Regions from separate parts of the Homo sapiens genome. Here all the other regions are linked to region 3. Evidence: chromatin contacts called from ENCODE Hi-C or POLR2A ChIA-PET data. All regions are on one chromosome and are shown on one strand. The core of a region is the stretch at or near the end of the contact, and the rest is flanking DNA. Distances in the headings are between cores, read along the strand shown.

Evidence for each region. A loop is a pair of places that touch in the nucleus more often than their neighbours do. ChIA-PET counts read pairs that join two places held with the same protein, here RNA polymerase II (POLR2A). Pooled maps may share reads with other maps.
Region 1: a loop to region 3 is called in a map of dorsolateral prefrontal cortex, with 5 times the contacts of the local background. The contact joins two enhancer-like sites. A Hi-C loop is called at or near these places in 2 of 168 maps with a recorded cell type or tissue (Right ventricle myocardium inferior and dorsolateral prefrontal cortex) and 13 of 50 pooled maps.
Region 2: a loop to region 3 is called in a pooled map, with 2.3 times the contacts of the local background. The contact joins the promoter of UBASH3B here to the enhancer-like site in region 3. A Hi-C loop is called at or near these places in 2 of 50 pooled maps. POLR2A ChIA-PET finds 5 or more read pairs at or near these places in 2 of 52 experiments (HEK293T and naive thymus-derived CD8-positive, alpha-beta T cell).

The regions. Positions count from the first base shown.
Region 1 is chr11:122,438,403-122,442,983 of GRCh38, reverse strand. No RefSeq gene overlaps it. Among named protein-coding and RNA genes, the nearest start is that of MIR100HG, 18 kb to the right of the region's middle. RefSeq lists an enhancer at 895-1,559. Within about 2 kb of position 2,648, at least 17 of the 41 ENCODE cell types and tissues checked have a DNase peak (open chromatin) inside an H3K27ac peak, as active enhancers do; they include dorsolateral prefrontal cortex, where a contact is called at or near this core.
Region 2 is chr11:122,652,378-122,657,141 of GRCh38, reverse strand. UBASH3B (ubiquitin associated and SH3 domain containing B) reads right to left here and starts at 1,420. Exons shown (of 14, transcript NM_032873.5): 1 at 932-1,420. The coding sequence starts at 1,092. RefSeq lists a silencer at 761-810 and an enhancer at 1,014-1,515.
Region 3 is chr11:121,652,719-121,657,598 of GRCh38, reverse strand. No RefSeq gene overlaps it. Among named protein-coding and RNA genes, the nearest start is that of SORL1-AS1, 200 kb to the right of the region's middle. RefSeq lists an enhancer at 1,553-1,762. Within about 2 kb of position 1,523, at least 35 of the 41 ENCODE cell types and tissues checked have a DNase peak (open chromatin) inside an H3K27ac peak, as active enhancers do; they include dorsolateral prefrontal cortex, where a contact is called at or near this core.

The DNA.
Region 1 (4,581 bases), core at 1,399-3,898, 780 kb before region 3:
CTTTGCTCGTGTGTATAATACAATACTGCTCAACAGAAATGATAAATAGAGGAAACTTGCCATCTTCTCTATGTGACAGTTGCATGCCCCAGCCGACATCATCAGATTTGCCTTGGGGTTTTTCCTCAGGGTGCATGTAACGAATGGAAAAGGACCAATGCCTGAGAAGTCTCATTGGTTACTTGGGGGTGCCACATCCTCTGATTGGTGTAAGCATCAGACAATCCTCATCCACGTATTAACAGCACTTCAATTATTAATCAGGTAGCTGCTGACTTTGGCTAAATCAAGGTATCTTGCCCGACCCTCTGGACTACTCTCTATTCCTTCCTCCCTTCATTCTGCACAATGACCACCTCCCTACACCCCATATATACGAATGCCATTTTGTTAAGAACTGAGTCCATTCCCTTCAAACCCCCAGGATGTTGAGCTTTCTGCTGCTAGCATCTACAACAGTTACAGAAATGACTTGTATTTCTTTAGAAACACATGACTCTAGTAATGAGGAAGCTAGTATAACTTTAGTGAGTATGCCTTTATAATGGTGTGAGTTGGGGAATAGGCATATATGGAGGCCAGTTTCTCTAGCAGGTGCCACACATTGAGATGATAACCATTGTAAAAAGCTATTTTCCAGGACTGATGGGGTAACAGACGAATTTTACCAAATCTCATTGGCTTTACTATTACAGAACCTGTCAAGAATCAGCTTACCTTTAACTGGTTGCCTCAGAAGCCTCCCTGTTTGAATTGCTGTGGGTGTGGAAAGAATGGGGGGTGGTAGATGGAGTTTGACTAGTAAGAAGAGGGAGTGGAGCGGAGCCCATGGCAGCGGAGGCTATAGGGGGAGTTTCCATGTAAGAAACTTTTGGTATCTGGGAACAAACGATTTATTACCTAAACCTCCCACTCGCTTGATAGATTGCTGTTGGCATCTGCGTTATTGGAAAAAAAAAAACAAACTTGCTTCTTAGAAAAAAAATTGATGAGGCAAATACAGGACATTCAAATACAGCAGTGGGAAGGAAAAGAAAGGGGAAAATGCACTTGGCAAGAATTCAGAGACAGCGAGAGCCAATTGTCTTTATTGAAATGGCATTGAATTACAAACTCAAAGGAGGGAGTGGCGTCTCTTTTAGTAGAGAAATAAAAAACCATGCCATCCCTACCCAGTAAACAGTGTAGGGAAAACATTAACAACAACAACTCTATGCAAGGTATTTTTTTTTTTGTTTCGTTTTTTTTTTCTCTTCTTATCTCCAAACAAAGTGATCTGTGCTTGCTACTGAAACACCCTAAATATACTGCCCACATACCCTGGTGGTTAAATTCCCTTCAAGAGGGTGACTGGACCAGGCCAACCCTCTGCCCCCAACCCCCTTCTGGTGGAGGCTCTAAGTCTGATATGTCCCGCCTCTCTGGCCCAGCAGAGCACGTTCGCCAAAGCCCCGCAGATGCAGCACGTTTCCAGAACGCGCACTTTCGCAATGGGCGGCATCTCTCGCTCTCTGATGAAGGGTCAAAAATGAGATTGTGGATGAGAACAATTAGAAACTCTAATTACCCTCCAGGCACCTAACAATTATAAGCCACATTCTTATTTTTATAAGGAATTAGCTACAGATTGGACAGTGCTTGTCATGCTTTGAAACATTTCCTGCGTCTTTCTGGCATCACTCTGTTCTTGTTAGAATGCTGGCGTTTCTCACATCCCCACTACCGCGCTCCCCCCGCCCCCGCGCTGCCCCACCTCTCTCTCTCTGTCTCTATGTGCATGTATATGTATATGTATATGTATATGTATATGTATATGTATATGTATATGTATATGTATATGTGTATGTATATATTTTTTGGGCTTGCCAATTCCCGCACCTTCATATACATTACCCCGTCCTTTCATCTCCAAGATGACCTGAAATGACCTTTTGCTTGGCACGAGACGTGATTCAACTGATAACAAAAGAGTTTGGGGGAGGGTAGGGGCGGTGTCTGTCTGCGCCGGGCTGAGGAAGAGCCAGGAGGGGGGCGGAGAAGGGGGGGACCATATCCATTTAAAGACGAATGCTGCTGCTTTTCGCAGTGCTATTTCCTGTAATTAATTTTCCACATATCACCTATCACACGAAAATAAAAGTTTTTTTTTGTTTGTTTTTTTTTTTTTTTTTTTTTTTTTAAGGCATACCACTCTCTTTGTTTAACCGGAGATCCTGGGCTGTTTAGACGTGTCTGTGGGGGGAGCGGAGGAGGGGGGTTGGGGTGGCAGGCCGGGGGAGGCTGGGCGTCCCCCCCGCAGAGAGGCCCGAGCTCTCCGCCGGAATGTGGGGTCGGAACCCCGCAGCTTTCTTTCTTTCTGCCTGGGTGTTTGCTGCTGGGAGCTTCTTTTCAAAGCCACGGCGCCTGCTAAGGTTCCAGCACGCAGTTCCCTTCCATTTTCCATCTGCAGCCTTTGAGGGGTGTGGGCTTTTCCCAAAGCCTTTATTTCTTTGTCGTTTTAGGAAACCTCAATTTTTGCACTGACTCCAGAACTCCAAATGGATCCCAATAGCAAGTCTCATCGATCGTCCCCCTCCCCCATCTTACTTAGGGAGGAAAAAAAAGAACAAACTATTTATTTGGATACTCAGCGAGGTTGTGAGAGTTGCCACAGCAACAGCTGTGAACCTTGCACAGCAAAAGGCTCTTACTGTAGAGTGTCCTGCCTTCCAAAACATCTCCTCTTTAAAGAGACACTGCTAGCGATACTATATCAGTTTGGTGTGTGTGTACATTGACATATCATCGACACCATTTGAAGAGACAAAGGCAAGTGTTTACTTGGGTGGTTCACAAGATAATTTTAGTCAAGCTTGACCAGATGAGATGTGAGAAGAGAAAAATGGACTGTGGAGTCACGTGGGGACCTGAGATTAGAGAACTTCGTGCCCAGAAGCTTGCGAAATGGTAGAAAGTATTCTAAAGGTGTCCTGTCCCTTCTGGAGGTCATAGCTTGCGTGTGAGCTGGCGGGGTTGATTATGCAGCCGTCCTGTCACCCTCTCCTGCACTTGTCGAAGGGATCTTGACATGAGATAGACGCTCTGAGCTCAGAGACGTGAGGAACTCAGCTTCCTGGGTTCCAGGAAGAACTTCTTTTCCCTGAAGTGCCTCATAGGCTAAAAGTTCCATGAAAAGCAAGAGGTTGCTCCACAGTCCCAGTTTCATACCTTCTGGCTTTCCTCGGAAACCGTGAAGTCGTTAATGCCTCATAGGTATTAATATTTGCTAGTCTCTGCAGATATAAAGGTACAATTAAAGACTAGTCCTTAGCCCCTGCCCTCAAGGAGCTGTCGGTCAAGAAGTGGATTAGGTAAACAGATAAATACAGGGAAGAAGGAGTGACTATGGGGCTGCCAGATCCATTACAGCCACCAGCATGATCCCCATTCATTTCTTAGTTCATGGAATGCCTGACAGAATGCCAATCAACATCCCTTTCCTCTCCTTCTTCAAAAGTGCCTCCTTATAGGAAAAATTGTCATTCTGGGCAGATGGGCGCCCAGAAGCTGCCTTGAGAGTCACACTGTGGAAGGGCACTGCTATCATCTTCAGTGAAAACCTCAGCCCAATTTCCAACCTGCTGTAGAAAAGGAAAAATACTAATATTACTGAGTACCCCTTCCATGTGCCATACATGATGCTATTTATTACACATATAATAAATAACACCTATAATAAATGCTATTTATTAAACCTATAGTAAATGCTATTTTATACCTACAATAAACGCTATTTATTATCCTATTGAATCCTCATGCAGTCTTTCACATGTAGTACCTGGTTTTATCTGAGCCATAGGACATAGGAAATGATCTGAGTGACTTGTTTTCTCAATTACCCCAAGGATGGTGCATAACTAGTACCATTCTATATGATAGAAGAGAAATTGATTCCCTTTATACAATGAATGCTTGAAGGCATTAGTTTTAATTCCCTCTCAGGGTCCCTCTTGAGAAAGTTGTGAAGTATCCTAACTTAACAGACAAGGAAACAGAGACTCAGGGAAATTGCTCAAGATCACACAGCCAACAATGCCAACAATAATGGAAATTTCCTTCCTGACTCAAAAATTTATAATCTTTTGAGATAGTGTGAATAGATTGCTCTATACTTCCATTTGACTATTTAAAAAAATAGAGACCGGGTGCAGTGGCACTTTGGGAGGTCGAGGCAGGCGGAACACCTGAGGTCAGGAGTTTGAGACCAGCCTGGCCAACATGGTGAAACCCCTTCTCTACTAAAAATACAAAAATTAGCTGGCGTGGTGGCACATGCCTGTAATCCCAGTTACTTGGGAGGCTGAGGCGGGAGAATCACTTGAACCTGAGAGGTAGAGGTTGCAGTGAACCAAGATCATGCCACTGCACTCCATCCTGGGCCACAGAGTGAGACTCTGTCTCAATACATAAATAAATAAATAGTTAAGGTTAGAATTTTCAGTGACTGACAGTCATACTGACTTAAAGAGTTAGTTTGATTGGAAGCTCTACAAAGACAAGAACTGAGTCTTTTTTTTTCTTCAGTAATATCTTTCTTGGAAT
Region 2 (4,764 bases), core at 171-2,670, 1.0 Mb before region 3:
CTTGTGTCCCCACCTAAGAAATCTGCACGGCAGGGATTAACCAGGGGAGAAGGGCCTGGCCGCTGGGCCTTGGCTTCCTCTTAGGCAGAGTTCCAGCCCCTGAGACTTGAGCCGACCGGCCTGAGACGACTCCGGCCGCCGCCACCCTATGCTGGCAAACAGGCCTCTCCCCAGCAGGCTCCAGGGGCAGCCACCTGCGCTCTCCCTGCCCTCCCCTACCCCACTCTCCTAGAGGAAGGATGAAGAACAGCTCCCCCTCCTTACTCTCAGGCACCCACAGATTTCTGAGCTGCCGTCACCACTGACGAGAACCCAGGTCCCCTGGAGGGATCGCTTCTCCTTCTGATTCCATCCTCCCCATCAATGAACACGCAGGAACACCCACGCTCCCGCTCCTCCTACTCCAGGGGGAGACCGAACCCGAGAGCGACATCCGGAGCTGGAAGCCGCTGCAACGGGGGCGCCGGCCTCCCTGCCCCGCAGTCTCCCGCCCTTTCCCAGACACCGGAGGATCCCAGACCAGCCCAGTATTCCAGACGGAGAGGGTGCCCGAGTCCTCCGCAGGGCCCCGCCTCCCTAGGCGCTCGGCGCTGGAGACCTAGGGGAGCGCGCGAGAGAAACGCTGAGCTCCACCCGGCTGGGGCGGAGGCTGAGCACTATACCCGGGACTCGAACCCCGCGCCCTCGTCCCCCAGCTTTAGGCATCCCACGGCGAGCCCTGGCCCAACGCCCCCGCGCCGCGTCTTCCCCCGCACCCCCGCCCGGAGCCGAGTCCCGGGTTGCCAGCGCGCCCATCCCGCCCCCAACAGGTCTCGGGCAGCGGGGAGCGCGCTGCCTGTCCCGCAGGCGCTGGGAGGCGAGCCGGAGCGAAGCCGAGGGCCGGCCGCGCGCGCGGGAGGGGTCGCCGAGGGCTGCGAGCCCGGCCACTTACGCGCGGGCTCTGGGGAACCCCATGGAGAGGAGCACGTCCAGCGCCGATCCATGCTTGATGGTGCCGGGGCGCTGTTGGCGGTTCCTCCGGGGGGTGACTTTGCTGTACAGCTCCTCTCTCGCAGCCATGCCGAGCGGACTGGGGTGGCCGTACTGAGCCATGGCTCAGCGGCCAGCCATCGCCAGGGAAGGAGCCCGAGCCGGATGGTTCGGGAAGGAGGAGGGAGTCGGGCTGGGCCAGGGGAGGGGGCTCGGGGACCCAGAGCCAGGCAGGAGGCGGCGGCAGCGGAGGCGGCGCTCCGAGCTTCCCCAGTGTCGGGACTCTGACGCTTCCTGGTGAGGCCACAGGAGCCAGAACGCCGGCAAGCGGCCGCTGCGGGACCAGCCTCAGCCACTCGGGCCCCCGGCTGCCCCCAGCTCTGCGCCTGCAGTAGCCCTGTCTCCTCCGCCCCCTTCCCTCTCCTCGCCTAGCAGTCCGGGAATTTGCAATGAGTAATTTTTGAATGGATCAAAAAGGAAAAGGAGCCTTGTGGGCTGGCCCTGACTTGCCTGTACCCGGGCCCCGCCCCTCTCTTAAAGCGGCCGCGCTGTCCGAGGCTGCTCCGTGCGGGCAAGAGCTGTAGTCGCGCTACTTGGAGACGGAGGATCCCAACCTTATGGGCTGCTTGTGTGCTTCACCTCCCGAGAGTCACCCCCGGCGCCCCAGCCCTCTCCTTGGCTGGCATACCCGCCCAGCTGGGCCTCAAGACAGGAGATCAACCCATCTCAAGTTTCATGTGATTCTAGATGCGGTTATTAATGGAAATTGGGTGAACTGGTGGATGATACTAATGGACCAGAAGGCCAAGCCGTAAGGCCTAGGTAAAAGGTTTTGCTTCTCAAAGATCCTGCAAAACCCAAAGGGTTGTTAGGACCATCGGAAGTTGAGTTCCCAATCAGCCGGCCAAGTGGCTGCACTAAAGACCTACTGCGCTCTACAAGGTTATGGTCAGTGACTGAATAGTGCCTTCCCGGTGGGGCAGAGGGGTTGGGGAGAAGGACCTCAGGTTCTCAGAGGTGGCAGGACCTGGGAGGGGACAAGAAAAGAGGGACAGGGCAGAAAGAAGAGGGAAGGGAAAAAGAAAGGAGGAAGGAGGAGGAGAAGAAGGAAGGGCTAGGAGGGTAGAGGAAGAAGGAACAGAGAAAACATACTTCCTAATTATAAGAGGTGTTCAAAAGGGAACGGGCTTATTTCATTAGGGAGTGGATATCCTGTCAATAAAAGGATTCAAAGACGGACCGAATCACCACTGCACAATAATAAGTGAATTGTATCATAGGCTGGACAAAACTACTCCCACTGCAAAGATGGTGGAAGCCACAACCATATTGATGCCCCATGCCCCACCTGGTGAATTTGGCTGGGGGATGCTAACCCTCTTTCGTTTGGAAACAAAGTCATTGTCTTCAGTCAGGGACAAGGGTCCCACTTGCTATAATGAAAGAGGCAATGAGTACACCCTAACTGATAGTCTTTTTTGGGTAATAATAATAATAAAACCTAACATTTATTGGGCTCTTGTATGTGCCAGTCATTGTGCTAATCGTAATGAATGAACTCACTGAAGTTTTATACTGACCCTAGGAGTGTGTTTAATCATTATCCCAGTTTTACAGATGAGAAAACTCAGCTCAGAGAGGTTGGGGAAGATCATAGAGCTGGTAAGTGCGTAGCTACAGCACTCGTATCCACTGCGGTGCCTTAGACAAGTTACTTCTCTCTACAGCCTAATTTCCTCATTGGTATGGACCGTGGTAACCTAACCTTGCACACACTGGGTTTTCCAGAAATGTCAGTCCGGGCCTGTCCCTGGTTGGAATATGGGGGAGGGATGGTGACCAGCACCCATGGAGTGGCTTTTTGAGGTTGCTTTATAAGGCCTGTGAAGGTTTTACCAGGGGAAATGATACAGTGTAACTCCCTGAGCCCGGAATTGGTTTCCTAAAGAATAGCCAGTGGTGTTTGGAAGCAGGGAGATAAGACAGCTGGAGCTTAAGCAACAATGTGTATTAATTCTGCCTCCTGCTGTACAAAGGATGAGGGAAAATTAATGCTTCCTGGGTAGTAGCTGCTTCCAGAGCAAAGGGGATATCCTGGAGACCTTGCAGAATGCTCTTCCAGGACATGGAGCAAAAAGACAAGACTGGGCTGGCAACACCATACCTAGTATTAGCCTCCTTGGATGTGTTCGGTAAAACATGCTGGATTTTATCCAGTATTCTGAATTGTTTCCAAATGCCTGGGCTGAAAGTCAAATGATCTGGATCTTAGTCAAGAGATAATAATGTATGTGAAAGCGCTTTGTAAACCATAAAGCGCTACATAAATGATAACTCAAATTTATTGAGTACTTACTATATGCTGGTGTTGTTCTTTGCTTCTTACATATGTGACTCAAACAATTCCTTGACAAGACTATGAACTAGGAACTACTTTACAAATGAAGGTGCTGAGCCAGAGGTCAAGTATCTTGTCCAAGGTCACATGGCTAGTAAATGGCAGAGCCAAGATTTGAACTCTTAACATTTGGCCAAACAACTAGTTAACGACCATTGTTATGATGATAAAAGGACACCAGCCTTTAAGATAGTTTTTTGACTCCATCTATGCCCCTTGACATAGAATTGCTGGATCTCTGTTTCTCCAGAAAAATTGAATTAATTGTCTTTCTCCCTGCCTTTAGGCAAACTGTAAGATAAAGGAAATGATGCATATAAAAATAGTTTTAGGTAGACTGGAAAAAGCACTATGAAAAACTAGGCACCTGAGATGCAAACTGTTTTTGTCTGGGACACTTTTACAGAAATCCCAGCTTGGCTTCCTCACTTGTCTTCAGCTCAGTGCAAACCCCTGTTTTATTTAGGACTCCTGCCATTTGTTCTGCACTGGGTTGGGGGGCTGGCAATTCAGATGCATTGTGCTTTAATTGTGTTGACGTTGAAAAGCTAGGAAAAGCTTCATAAATGTCTACACTGTTCTATTACAAAGAGAGAAGAGGGGGGCTGGGTGCGGTGGCTCACCCCTGTAATCCCAGCACTTTGGGAGGCTGAGGTGGGCGAATCACAAGGTCAAGAGATCGAGACCATCCTGGCCAACAAGGTGAAACCCAATCTCTACTAAAAATACAAAAATTAGCTGGGCATGGTGGCATGTGACTGTAGTCCCAGCCACTCCGGAGGCTAAGGCAGGAGAATCGCTTGAACCTGGAAGGCGGAGGTTGCAGTGAGCTGAGATCATGCCATTGCACTCCAGCCTGGTGACAGAGCAAGACTCCATCTCTAAACAAATAAATAAATTGAGAGAAGAGAAATGACTATTCATCTGGCAGTATATCTTACAGTGGCCAAAAGAAGTGAGATGGGAGTAGGGGTCTTGCACAGGGACAGAGCTGACACATCAGCATGAAGTTCCTCCCTCAGAAGGGAAAGCAAGTTGACATGTCTCCGTGTGTGGTCATGTCAGAATCCACTCTGGACCACAAAGCTCTCTTTGTTCATGTGAGCATGTTTAACCCTCCCTCATTGGCCCCTGCCATATTTTTGCTATGGTACATCCTCTCAGATGGCCAGAGGGAGACCCAGGATGGACCCAGTTGGCTGCACTCACAATTTCTGAAGCATGTCCTATATCTTCTCCTTCTCCTTCACTCTGTCCTTGAGGAACGGTCAAGTAATAACAATAAGAACATGCAGTAGGTCTGTAATTCTAGTACTTTGGGAGGCTAAGGCAGGTGGGCAGATTGCTTGAGCTCAGGAGTTTGAGACCAACCTGGGCAAAATGGTGAACCCCATCTT
Region 3 (4,880 bases), core at 274-2,773:
GTTTTCAGACTGAAAGGAGGATAGCAGGAAGTCTGGGTCCCTAAACACTCTGGAGGTATTGGAACAGATGTGTGGAGGTCCCACCATCTTTCCTACGCCTCCTCCACACAGTGGGGTGGCCCCTGCAGCAGGTAAGTGATGAGCGAGGCCCCAACCACATCTAACAAGATGGCCACTCTGTCTGCCTGGCTGGCTGATGCCAGCACCAGCCGCTAGCTCCCGACATGCAGGACTTAAAGCATCTGCCAGACTGGTGCCAGCTTTTGATCAGTACCATGTTGAGCCAGAGACCTGCAGGGAAACGGTCAGGCTCCCTGTAGTCGACTAGCAGGAATCTTACTGAAGAATTTGAGCACAGATTTAAAAGTGAGGTGCAGGCAGGGGGAAGGGGTGTGGGGGACTGCTTGACAGAGGCTGTCTTTTCAAGGCCAGGTTATTCCATCTCTGCTAAGGGAAGAGACACCCTTTCCTGGCTGGTGGTTGGAGCAGGATTTCTGGGCTCCCTTTGCACATTTTGCTGCTCTGCCCTGGGGGTCAGAGGGAGTCTTTTAGCCTCAGCTCATGCATCTGTAATACCCTGAGACCACCGGGATGGGTCCCTAGTCTCCCCCGTGTCCAGCTCCACGGTGTTGCAGTAAAACCACAGCAGGGCCGTTTACAAGACACTTGACGACTCCAGCCAGTCCACTCGCCAGAGGGCCTGCAGGAGGGCTCCTGTCTTCTAAACGAGTCCTCTGCGGCCTAGGCTGCTGTCCTTAGGAAACCCAGTCTACATCCTTGGCAGACATTCAGAGTGCCCCTAAAAGCTGTGTGCTAAGATGGGGAGCCCCCTCCTCCACTGCCCCCTTCCTGGGACACCAAGCCAAGTGTTAAGCAGAGGCCCAGCCCCAGAAACAACGCGTTTTGTGTCTGACAATAGCAGCCTACGTGACTTGAAGGACTCTGCTGTTGGTAAACCAAATGCACGCCAGTTTTGCTTATTTGCTCTAACCTTCAAAGAACCTAGAGGTCCCTTTCTAGTTCAACAAATAAATCCAGTTCCACTCTAGCGGGCCTCCTGGACAAAGTTCCATTGTTACGCCTTCCCTGAATGTCCACTGCTCGCTCCCTCTCAGGCACCCTAGCCCCACGCCTGTTCACCCTTCTTTCGTTTTGGGATAAATCAGCCTCCTTTTTTTGTTTTGTTTTGTTTTGCTTTAATTCTTTCAAAGGGTAAGGAATGTTGACACCCCCGAAACATGCCTCTGATGTCTGGGTAGACTTCAGACGGCTGTATTTGAACGTGCGCTGACGCAGTCGGGCAGATTGGGTTAAACCAAATATTACAATTGCAAGAACTCATCTGGAACTAATAATTTTGAGGCCACCGAAAGTAAAAGGGCCCTGCTTTGGGGCTGGCCAGCGGCAGAGGCCAGCTCGGGCCAATGCTGCCACCTGCCGAGGGCGCCGGGAACAGGGTGCGCCGCCGCGGCCTTCCTGTTTTGCTCTGGCCCCGCTCACCGGCTCCCACGCAGACAGGTTCGCCAGCCAGCCAGACCAGGGCTATTTTAAAAGGCTAGCGCCTCTTCCCAGCCCTTGGTGTAAAGATAGCTAGTCTGGCTGTCCCGTGTCTTCGCTGAAAAAAAGACAACTTCCCAATTATAGAGCCGGGGCTGGCTACAAAGGCAGTTGCAGTTGGAGTCCGATTAAACACGTGCCGGGTGGATTACACAGATCATGTGTCAGTGGCTCGCCTAGGAGGAAGGCTCGTTTAAGTTCAGGATTTTTATTTTGCGGGGGATGATGGGGACGTACAACTCTGGGTTATGTCGGCGCATTGCTGAACTGCGAGTCACATGCCAGATCCAGAAATGATGAAAACATCTGTTTTTGCTTTAGACCAGCGAGGCTCTGGCGGTGGGGAGGGGCGCGAGAGGGACGGGAATGGCTTTGCTCACCAGCACCATCTGCTGAGCCTGCTGTGGAAACGCGTGCGTCCCCAGCACAATGCAGGTTGCCACTCGCCCCGGGAAGGGGGAGATCAACAGGTGGGGGTCTCTGCCCGGGCGATCACTCTCCATGGAGGACAGCCCCGATTGTGCCCTGGGGACTGTGCAATCCCGTATTGTCTCGGAGTGTTCACAACAAAGAGCTTTGTCCCTGAGGACTGCCCGAGGGCAGAGGAGGAGGAGAGAGAAGCAGCAAATGAATTCCCAGGTTGGGAAGGAAGGAGGTAAAGGGGGAGGGGAGTAGCTCCTTAGTGGTTTGCAGACAGTAAAAATTTGCTGTTCTTTCTGGCTGAAATCTACCAGAACAAAGGAACCACGTCTCTATGAAAACTCCCAGCTGCACTTCCCCCCACCGTCCCTCTTGCCTGCGATGGTAGCTTTTGCTCGGCATGTCTGAGAATGTTCCAGTATTCACAGAGACCTTTCTGGTCTCTATGACCAAAGTATTCACAGAGACCTTTCTGGTCAGGCAGGGCTTGACCAGCCCTTCAACGTGCAATCCTCCCAGCTTCAAGAACCCAGCAATGGGATGGTTCTGAATCGGAGCCATACTGACAGCCAAGCCAACGGCATTCTTTCGATGTACAGCAAATATTTACTGCCTGCCTGCTAGGTGCCCGGAACTCACTCAGCATAACTATTTGTCATACAGCTTAAAAAACAATACAAATATGTCAGAGAAAAATGTATGTTTAGTGTCAAGTGCGTGTTTGAGACAATGACAGCTCTGAGTTGAGAAGCAAGGCGAGGATTGCAGACCTCGAATCTACCTTTCCTCAGTATTTGGGGGCAGTTCTGAGAAGAAGCTGGATTCCTCCAGCTTGTGTTTTGGGTTGTGTAGTCAAATCCCCTGAGTAACTGATTTTAATCAACCTGCTTCAGCTCTGACCTCCAGCCCTCTGGCGTTAAAGATAAATCCTCTACAGTTCCCATCCAAACGGCATCCATTACTCACAATCAGAATTGGGTGGGGACCTAGATTCCACTCCCAGGAATCTCCTCTGGGCCAGGTACAAAATTCTGAGCTACAACCAGATGAACAGTACTTCCCAACAACACACAGAGAGGTTAATCCAAGGGAGAAAAACCTGGGTCAAATGAAAAGATCGAGGCTTGCAGACCTCATTAAGCACAGTGCCTCCCTTTACACGCAGCTACCAAACACACCCTCAGCTCTCTGCTGCCCACAGCTGAGGTTCCCAGAAGAGCAAATGCTGCTGATCCGGACCGAAGTTAGTCTCTTCCGTAGGCTCATTTTTGCCCACTTACCTATAAACTCCCAAGTTCAAAAAGGAAACGGATCCTCTCCATTCCATCCCTTCTTCCATTTCACTCCCAAATAAGTATAGAAAGAGCTGCCATTTGCGTGGGAATGGGAACTTTACGCTAAGGGATGAGTCGGAAAAAAGCCTCCTTCCCATTTTACAGCTGGACAAAAAATGTAAGAACCATCCCGATCCTCACAGAGCTTGCCACCAGCTATATCCCCAGTGGCCACATCCGTTCCCACAGGACTCACGTTCTCAAATTATGAGGGCGCAAACAAATCCCCAAAGCCATCTACAAGTCCGTTGGTCAGTCACCTGCTCCGCTCTGATGTTGAAAGATTACTAGTTCAGGGGAGCCATGCGAATCAACACAATCAACTTCACTTTTTGTTTCAGGCCTCAGAAGATTAGAACATGAGACAGCACTTTAATCTGGTTTGGTATTGGGCTGATGTGGAGAGTTCTGATGAATTTTCTTTGTTTTATAAACTGAGGAAACCTTGTCACTGACCCGTATTTCTTTTCTGGACTCTTCTTGACAGTTTTCCTCATTTCTATCTGGTTTTGCAACAGGTCTGTGTTTGAATCTATTGAGGGCTGAAATTTTTCATGCTGCATTGACAACTGTGAGCCCAGAATTTAGGGTGTTTTGTCAACATTCGGCAAAATAAAATCTCTGAACTAGGCTCCAGCAAGAGGGTAGAAAAACTGCAGATGAAAAAATATGTGGCATGAAAATAAACTTTGGTGATTTTGTGCTTTACTAGGCTTAGGATGCCAACCTCCCAACTATTTTTCCAGGCCTATATAAGACTCTCTTTTTCCTCATTATAAAAAATAATTTCTGTTGCCCCACTTCACGCCATACATCTTGGTGTGATTCTCTTCACACAGAGAAATAACCTTTGTTCAAAGCTCTGCTCTCCTAAGCTGCGCTAAATTCTGCAAGATCACTCTCCATATACAAGATTAGCACCTCCTTTCCAGCTCCAAATAGACTATAATCCAAAAGCTGCTCTTTTAAATAGAGGTTCCTTTTATGCTTAAATTCCTACATAAAAGAAACATCAATGCTACTGCTAGTCTCCCCAGTTAAATCCGATTTGCAAGAAATGCTGCAGGCTCAAAAATCTGGGTGTGAACTGAAGTCTGGGCTAAGGGAACGCATTTGGGATTCTCCAGTCATTCTCTATCTGGAGGGCCCTCCAGTGGCCAAAATAATACCTGATATAAACAAAGACCACCAAAGCAAGTGTTACAACAAAGGCAGAGGATGGACGCTGGCCTGCATTTAAAATGCTGCATGTGAGCCCCACATTTGCCCCTTAGAGGTGTGTCTCATTTAAAGAAAGCCAAGACAGAATCTCAGCTCACAAAACGAAGACATTATTTGCATTACAAAAGGACCCTTCACTTGATTAAAAAGAGGCAGGTTTGAACTCCATTAAACGACAACTCCCCCTAATTTCTTTAAGATTCTATTGAATTTGCAGGAAATAAAAAGACTGACATACAAATTTGCAGAATGCATGTGCAGCGTAAAACAAGGTACATTTGTAGTCACTCTGCACTACCTGACCTACCCCACCCACATCTCCACCTCTGAAAGCCTAATAAGCACTCT